Regions from separate parts of the Homo sapiens genome. Here region 1 is linked to region 2. A link is a loop called in an ENCODE intact Hi-C map of the cell type or tissue named here. Cell type or tissue: Caco-2. All regions are shown on one strand. Links, peaks and the distances in the headings refer to the core of each region. The heading gives the core; the rest is flanking DNA.

What was found. A loop is a pair of places that touch in the nucleus more often than their neighbours do. Peaks named below come from ENCODE experiments on the same cell type or tissue, not always from the same donor. Only the 100,000 strongest peaks of a DNase experiment are listed, where the experiment ranks them.
Region 1: a loop joins it to region 2, with 13 times the contacts of the local background. A loop is called at or near these places in 1 of 110 quality-filtered maps.

The regions. Positions count from the first base shown.
Region 1 is chr21:41,320,665-41,325,054 of GRCh38, reverse strand. FAM3B (FAM3 metabolism regulating signaling molecule B) reads right to left here. Exons shown (of 8, transcript NM_058186.4): 2 at 1,989-2,132. Among named protein-coding and RNA genes, the nearest start is that of FAM3B, 6.1 kb to the right of the region's middle. In Caco-2, for the core only: no CTCF peak of the experiment used is centred there; DNase peaks (open chromatin) are centred at 1,924, 2,264 and 2,664; H3K4me3 peaks cover 1,758 bases.
Region 2 is chr21:41,591,341-41,595,730 of GRCh38, reverse strand. No RefSeq gene overlaps it. Among named protein-coding and RNA genes, the nearest start is that of PCSEAT, 13 kb to the right of the region's middle. In Caco-2, for the core only: no CTCF peak of the experiment used is centred there; DNase peaks (open chromatin) are centred at 1,760 and 2,350.

The DNA of each region.
Region 1 (4,390 bases), core at 267-4,266, 270 kb after region 2:
TCTTGGCTGACTGCAACCTCCACCTACTGGGTTCAAGCTATTCTCCTGCCTCAGCCTCCCGAGTAGCTGGGATTACAGGCACCTGCAACCATGTCCAGCTAATTTTTGTATTTTTAGTAGAGACAGGGTTTCACCACGTTGGCCAAGCTGGTCTGGAACTCTTGACCTCAGGTGATGTGCCCGCCTCGGCCTCCCAAAGTGCTGCGATTATAGGTGTGAGCCACTGCGCCAGGCCCCAAATGCATATTTTTGTTCAACATACGCTGCACATTAATTTTCTTTGTTCAGTTTCCTAACATTATGATTTGGCTTTTAAGTTCTTCTCTAGTAGACTCTGAGGTTCTTAGAAGTAAAGGATGAACCTTAAAACACGTGCACTCAGACCACGGCCCAGAGAGGGATGCTGTTACTAAATATACCTGCTGAATTAATAAATAAATGGACTTTCACAGTAGGCATTTCCTTCGGCGATAATTCAGTCTGTCCCAGAATGTGTATTGTAAAATAAGATTGAAACCAGGAAGTAAAGAACATAGTGATCAGTGTGACTTACAGATAATCTATGTATAAAGCACAAGGACCTCGTTTTCCTTGTTTCTTCCCTGTTCCTGTGACTTTACTGGCCACTGGATGAATCCCTTTGGTCCTGGCCATACTCTCGCCCTTGTGTAACCACAGCCTGCCCAGCTGTGGCTGATCATGGCCTTGCAGGAATGAGGGCCTGGGGTATCAGAGCTTCTACTGTTTCAAGAGATGCTCTAACATGGAGTTTTATGGGAGATCTCTTGATTTTGAAATACTTGTCCATATTTTATGTGTTTTGCTTTTAGACAAATCTTGTCTCTGACAGGTCTGTCTCTGGGCCCCCAGTTTGCAACTCATGTGCTGTGGACTGAATGTGTCCCCCTGAAATTCATATGTTGGAACCTAATCCCCAGAGTGCTGGTGTTAGGAGGTGGGGCCTTTGGCAGATGAAGCCTTCAGGAATGGGAGTAGTGCCCTTATAAAAGGAGCTTCAGAGACCTCGTTTGCCAGAAGGAGCCATCCATGAAGCAGAATGCAGGTCTCCACCAGACATGAAATCTGCGGGTACCTTGATCTTGAACTTCCCAGCCTCCAACACTGTCAGAAATAAATGCGTTGTTTATAAGGCCCCCAGTCTATGGTGTTCTCTTACAGTAATCTGGGTAGACTAAGTCATGATGCTCCCAAACTGGCACACAGCCCTCAGAACCCAGCATGGCCCACTCCCTTGCTTCACTGAGATGCTTCTCAATTGTCACCTCCTTCTCAGAGGCTTTCCCCACCCATCCTCTCTCGAATCTCATTTGTTCATGCGTTAAGCTGTCACCTCCCCTCACTAGGGTATCAGTGCCAAAGGGGCAGGGACCTCGTGGGCTTGTCCTCCGTCTCTCCTTAGCTCCTGGACATGCCCAGCACACAGCAGGCTCTCAGAAAACCCACCTTGATTGTGGGGAAGGACAGAAAGCAGCCGCCCTACAGAGAGCTGGGCCTTTCCTAAGCTGATGGTTGAGGCCGTGTGTTCACCGACATACAATGTCTGCCCTTTCTTTCACATCTACTCAATTACTAGCTTTTGCTTCCCAAGACTTTACAGAAGATTTTCCAACAGCTCTTCAGTCCGACAGAAACCTTAAAATGATTCGGGATCTCAGAACCTGGACCCTCCTGTGCTTCCCAGGGGAGGAAGCCAAGATCTGGGCGGAAAGAGCACAGTTCAAGGTCTGGCTGCAGGTTTGTGCTGGTAACCAGAAGCCACACTGTTCTAGTCTCACATGGGGTCAGCAGCGGCACGTGCCTTGGAATGGCGTGGGACCTAAATGAGTAACTGCAAAATGCTTCTCTCCTCCTCCTTCCTGATATAAAGCCGTCAGGGCCCCCCAGCCTCCAGCTGGGACAGAAACCACCACTCCTCCCTCTGCACACAAGCCATGAAGGCAGCCGTCTGCCCCAAGCACGGCACTCACCTTTGAGGACAGGCCTCTCCCCGATGCTGCGGATGCTATAGGCAGCACTGGACAGGGGTGCATCTGGAATGAGCTCTGCGAGCAGGTACCCCGAATACCAGGCACACAAGGAGGCGAAGACCACGAACACCACCTTGAGCAGGCCTGCAGAGAGGACACCAAGCAGCTGCTGTGAACGACTTGGTGGCGGCCCTGGCCCTTGGCCCTCCCCATCCCCCCTGTGGCTTTTCATCCCGGCCCAGTGTCAGGGGACTGCGCTATAGGCACTGTGCTCCTGGGAGGAGGCTCCCAGGGTGGGAGGCGGTGTCAGGACCTTTGAAGTAGACAGTATCAGAGAATACAAACAAGACAGGAATGCTTTCCAGGGCAAGTTGTATTTGCTGTTGGTTTAGGTCTTAACTTAACCAACAAACGTCCTTGAACGTTTATGTCAAAGCAGCTAATCAAGCACCTTGTGAGCCAGCATGCCCAACGTGAACCTGAAAAAACAAAAGCGCCTCATTCCCTTTGTGAGACACAACTGGATTTGAGCACGCTCCTGCAATTACATTGAAACCTTCAGGGGTAAAGCTCTGTCTGTTTTGTTGATTTCCATATCACCAGCACTGGGAATAGTAGCCGATGCCCAGCAAGCATGCAACGTATTCCTGCTGGATCAAGGCCTGGCCCCGTAATACTGGGAAAAAGTCCCCAAACCTGTTCTATCATCCCGGATGTGCCTGCTGGGCCAGTCAAGGTTCCCAGTGACAGAAAGTCCGTGGAGATATCTTTCTGGTTGATTGGCAACAATATCTTACTTCTCTTGTTTGACATGAGTGGCACGATTTCCAAGGAAAAGGCATTGATCTCCTCCTGGGTCACCAGAGGCCTGGGGGGTGGCTCTCTGTCTTTTCATTGGCAACCCATGGCCAGGGCTTTTAGAGTTTGCTCCCTAAATATAGCATAGATCAGAACTTATTCAGCAGTTTGCTTACCCAGATTGCTACGATGCAGGGATAACCACAGGCCCTGAGTAGGATGGGTACTGGGGTATGTGCCCAGTGCATTTAAATATGTGCTAATAGGGACAGTCCTAAGAAGTAAGAGAAGGAGGGAAGGAGGGAGAGAGACAGGGAGGAAAGAAGGAAGGAAGTGAAGGGGAAATGAGGAAAGGAGGAAAAAGGAAAGGAAGAGAAGGGAATGTCAAGTCTGAAGGGCCTGACAATGGGCCCCACCCGGGGTGCAGTTCTGGACCTCAGCTTGACTTCCAGCACCTAGAGATCATCCTTCCTTTCTCAGGAGCGCAGCTGTCCCCGACCCATGCACCGGCTATGCTGCGCCAAGGCAGCGTGTGCTATTGCTTGGAGGCCCAGCGCTTCAGCAGAGGGAGCCATGGGGATAGAACGCGATGTTTCTGGTTAGCCTTGGGGTTTGGTTTTGTTTTGCTTTTTTGAGTGCATATTTCAACACCATTTTTAAATTTCGAATTTCCAAACTGCTAAGATTGTTAGACTAGTAAGCACAGGTGGTTTCCTCTGGGGAGAGGCCCAAGGCAGTGTGATCAGTGCAGTTTTCAGGACTGGAAGGTCATCTCAAAGCAGATAAACCAGACACAGAAAACAAAATGAGACAGGTGCAGGCTTGCAGGCCCCTCTCCCGCAGCTGCGCCAACGGTTGTGCTCAGCCACCTGCGGGCGCTGCACTCCCGGGCTCACTCCTCTGCAGGAGTGATCTCTGCCTAGAGGGTGCTCTCCCCTACACAGCCCAGCCACAGCGCCCACACAGACACCACAGATGCTTCCCTCCAGGGCCACCCAGCATGCCTGTGACACCGCGTGGGTCGCTGATTTTCCAGAAAATTCTGTTGGATGAACAGAGTGCAGAGTGGGCTAAGACAGCAGCAGAACACGTTCAAAGGAAAAGGCCGTGCCCTGTATTCTGTGCATGTGGGTCGTAGCTGGACTGTTTCATCCAAGTGTTGTATTTGGAGAAGGAAACTGGCTAACCAGACAATGTTCAGGGGCTCTTCTAGACAACACGCCACACCTGAGATCCTGAGCAACAAGCTGCTGTTTAGCTTGGAGAAGGCTGAAAAGGAACATTATTTACCTTTTGAATGTGTAACAAGCAGCTACATGAAGGAATAGGTAACGGTGGCCCCAGCTGAACAAAAACAAACATGTGGACACGACAGAGAAGAAAACGGAGAATAAATAAGCCAAGTGTCCTCACAAGAAGAAGGGTAGCCCATGGCGGGTCCTGATGCGGCAGGGAGCTCTCTTCCGGGACACTTTTCAGGACTCCCAGGAAGACTAGAGAGTATCTGTGCTTTGGGTGAGGGATGCATCCAATGACCTCTAGGCTGGGGACAATCTGGAGTGCAGCATGCAGCTGGCTGGGAGAAGCCATGATCTAGAGTCTGA
Region 2 (4,390 bases), core at 172-4,171:
CTACAAAGGAACATGAACTCATCATTTTTTATGACAAAACCTTTTTCAACAGTTGAGCTTTGCAGTGTTGGTGAGGTAGTACATGCTGTTGCCTGAATTTAAATTCCGGTTTGTTATTTTCATTATTTTTAGAGTTCCTCCTTGCTTTGATACAGCAAATTATTAGTAGTATTATTAATTTTATTTATTTATTTTTGAGATGGAGTTTCGCTCTTGTTGCCCAGGCTGGAGTGCAATGGCACGATCTCAGCTCACCGCAACCTCCGCCTCCTGGATTCAAGTGATTCTCCTGCCTCAGCCTCCCAGGTAGCTGGGATTACAGGCATATGCCACCACGCCTGGCTCATTTTGTATTTTTAGTAGAGACAGGGTTTCTCTATGTTGGTCAGGCTAGTCTCGAACTCCTGACCTCAGGTGATCCGCCCACCTAGGCCTCCCAAAGTGCTGGGATTACAGGCGTGAGCCACCTCACCTGACATATTTTTTATTTTACTTTAAGCTCTGGAATACATGTGCTGAATGCGCAAGTTTGTTACATAGGTATATGTGTTCCATGGTGCTTTGTTGCACCTAACATCCTGTCATCTAGGTTTTAAGCCCGCATGCATTAGGTATTTGTCCTAATGCTCTCCCTCTGCTTTACCCCCACCCCCCGACAGGCCTCGGTGTGTGATGATCCCCTTCCTGTGTCCACGTGTTCTCATTGTTCAACTCCCACTTAAGAGTGAGAACATGCAGTGTTTGGTTTTCGATATAGCAAATATATAGTGAAGCATTGTGCAAATGATCTCCAGGATTCACAGTAGGAGGACAATTGTGTCAGGGCCCGGAGCAGGATACCCCTAAATACAGCACTTTGGGATGCTGAGTATTTTAAGCTGGAGGAAGCTGGAAAACCACAGAAGTAGGAAGTTCTGTCCGTGACCTCCCTTCCTTCTCTCCTGAAGACTCTCATGTGACAGGTGTCCTGCCCCACATCCAGAGGAAAGGAATGAAGACCCAGAGACCCTGGAGATGAGTCTGAAGAAACAGGCCTTGCTAAGTTCCCTGTCGTTCATTATGATTAAATCATACCTTCTCTTGGTCCAATTACACTTTTACATGACTATCCCTTCTTCATTAAATCTAAGCATAAAAATACAGTTTTCCCTGTATTTTGGGCTCTCTATATCCGAAGACTCATGTGTTATGTAAAACTTCGGTTAAATACCTTTGTTATGCTTTTCTCTTGTTAATCCGTCTTTTGTGATGGGGTGTCAGCCATGAACTTGGCAATGGGTGAGGATAGTATTACTTTCACTCCCCTATCATTGCCGCCCTTGCAATTTGTTCTGCAAAGATGTCTATATCACAAACAAGGCTCATATATGAAAAAGGAGGATGCCAAGTTGTACCAACAACACGGCCACAAATTTATCAAAAGAATAAGGAAGTTTCCTTCCCCTACCCCAGCACTCAGCAGCACACACACTACAGAAAAAGGATTTAAAGAAATCACACCAACATCTCTACCGTGGTTCCCTAGGGAGCAGTAATATGTGTAACTTCTTTTCCTTCACTTTTTAGAGATTGTGACTTGCAGGGTGGATGAAATCCTTGAGGCTTGTCCTGTAGCACTGAGCAAAGACAACCCTTGCTCTATCTCAAACCTAGAACCATGAGCTTTGGAGCCCTTGGAAAGCACCCTGAGTCTCTTTTGTGTGAGCAAGCACTCTTATTTTTGCTGGTTTACTCTGGGAGGAGGGCGGCCAAGCGAACTTTCCCAAGGGCATACCTTCAAGTTTCCAAGCTACTTGAGTCTCAGGGTGAGCAAAGGCTTATCTAGGATTATTTACCCAGTAATAGAAATGGCCCTTTGAGAAGTCTTTCTACCGCGGTGTCAGCAGTAACCCTTAGTTAAAATGTAAATGATTAACACATTCTATGGAAAAGGACATAGAAAGCCCATTAATGCTATATCATAGGACCTACAGATATTATTTGCTGTTGCTTAATATACTTACAAAGTAAAAAGGCTATAAAAGTCCAGAGAGACATGCCAACAAATATCACATTTGCATTGCAGTTTTACAGATTAGATAGAAAGTAAATGGCATGGCTCATATTTCAAAGAGTTTCTTAACACCTATTGTCCACTTGACCAAGGAATGCTACCGACTTCAGCGGAAAGGTTCTTTCTGAGAACCGAAAAATCTGGTGCCAGCTAGACCCCTTCCCAAAGCCACACTAGAAGTCCCCTCTCGGTCCCATGGTGACTTTACAGAACTCGTTTTTCTGGAAGGAGGTTGCCACCTCCTTAGTCTTTGTGCTAATGATCAACCAGGTTAAGTATCGCAATGACGGGAACAGAATATTCCAAGGACATCATTGCCCTTCTCCAGTTGCTAGGCAACACCTCCTTCACCTGAGATAGACAAAACAGGTCAGGGGAGATACCAAAAAGAAGGCTTCTTATTTCAGGTCAGCCCCACTGCCCCTTAGAAGTGGACAGGACAGGCGAGCCTCTCTGGGGGCCACCTACTCAAGTGACATCGTTGTCCTCTCATCTCCAGAGTCCTGGATTCGATGGAATCGACAGTGAAGCCCCTGGGTGTGGCCGGTGTGTGTTACCAAGTGCAATCCCTGGAGAGGAATTCTGCTGCCATCCACTGTCTCTCATGCAGCTGCCACCTTGTGACTGCCGGGGACCTGGTTCAGATGCTGAGTGAGGGTTTATGGGCTCCATCAATGTACTGGATGACAACTTAAAAAAATATCACTCAACCACAGGAGAGGCTCATAATCCCCAGATTCAGCGATTGCAGTTTTTGGATATTTGCTGTCAGTGAAGTGGGATGCTGCAGCCCCTCCCAAGGCCTTTGAGGTCAATGGATAGCATTGTCTGGAAGAGTCTCCAGTGCGGATGCAATGAGGGAGATGGAAGATATGGTCGGCTTTCGGTGCCACATAGGCCTGGCTTTGCATACTATTTACTCATCGTGCAACCTCGGGCAGGTCAGCATTCAGAGACCCTATTTCTTCTTCTTTTGAAAAGTATGTACAGGCCGGGTGCGATGGCTCACGCCTGTGATCCCAGCACTTTGGGAGGCCAAGGCAGGTGGATCACCTGAGGTCAGGAGTTCGAGACCAGCCTAGCCAACATGGTGAAACACAGTCTCTACTAAAAATACAAAAATCAGCTGGGTGTGGTGGCAGGTGCCTGTAACCCCAGCTAATTGGGAGGGTGAGGCAGGAGAATCTCTTGAACCCAGGAGGCAGAGGTTGCAGTGAGCCAAAATTATGCCATTGCACTCCAACTGGGCAACAAGAGCAAGACTCCATCTTAAAAAAAAAAAAGAAAAAGAAAAGTATGTACATATTTTCTCCTAGGAATCAGCCCAACAGAAATGCTTGCACACAAATATATGAACAAGAGTGTTTTTGATGATGTTCTTTGTAATAGCAAGAACAACAGCAAAAGGAAACAAGATGAAGATCGTTAATAGAGGAATGATATTATTTTGGCATATCTGTATAGTGAAATAATACATGAGCATTAAAAAGAAAGAGGTAGAACTGTGTGTGCATGTGAGAAGAAGGGCAAGGTATTTTATAACATGGGCAAACTGATGAGGTATAAGCACATTATAAAAATCTATGTGTAGAGAAACATGTACCTATTACACTTACCTAATGTACATACTGTCAAGACTTATACACGTGTGAAACTCTAACAGCAGGTAACTGTGAACAGCAGTTCTCTAATACCTAATCTATGTTCCACCCGTTTTGCTTATATAAAATAAGACAGGGGGGCTGGGCGTGGTGGCTTACACCTGTAATCCCAGCACTTTGGAAGGCTGAGACGGGCAGATCACAGGATCAGGAGATCGAGACCATCCTGGCTAACACGGTGAAGCCCCATCTCTACTAAAAATACAAAAAATTAGCCAGGTGTGGTGGCACGCGCCTGTAGTACCAGATACTTGGGAGGCTGAGGCAGGAGAATCACTTGAACCTGAGAGGTAGAGGTTGCAGTGAGCCGAGATCACGCCACTGCACTCCAGCCTGGGCAACAGGCAAGCTCCATTTTGAAAAAAAAAAAAAAAAGACAGGGACAGGTGCTTTGGCTCAGGCCTCTAATTCCAGCACTTCGGGAGGCTGAGGTGGGAAGATCACTTAAGCCCAGGAGTTAGAGACCAGCCTGGGCAACATGCTGAGACCCTGTCTCTACAAAAACTTAAAAAATTAGCCGGGTGTGGTGGTGCAAACCTGTAATCCAAACAAGGCTCGAGGCTCATAGGAAGCAAGTGGATGGTGTATCTCCTCAGTTCTTTTTAATTTATAGCAATTCTCTCCCCATCCTTTCCTGACATTTATTTATTGAAGAAATCCTGTTATTTGTCCTAAG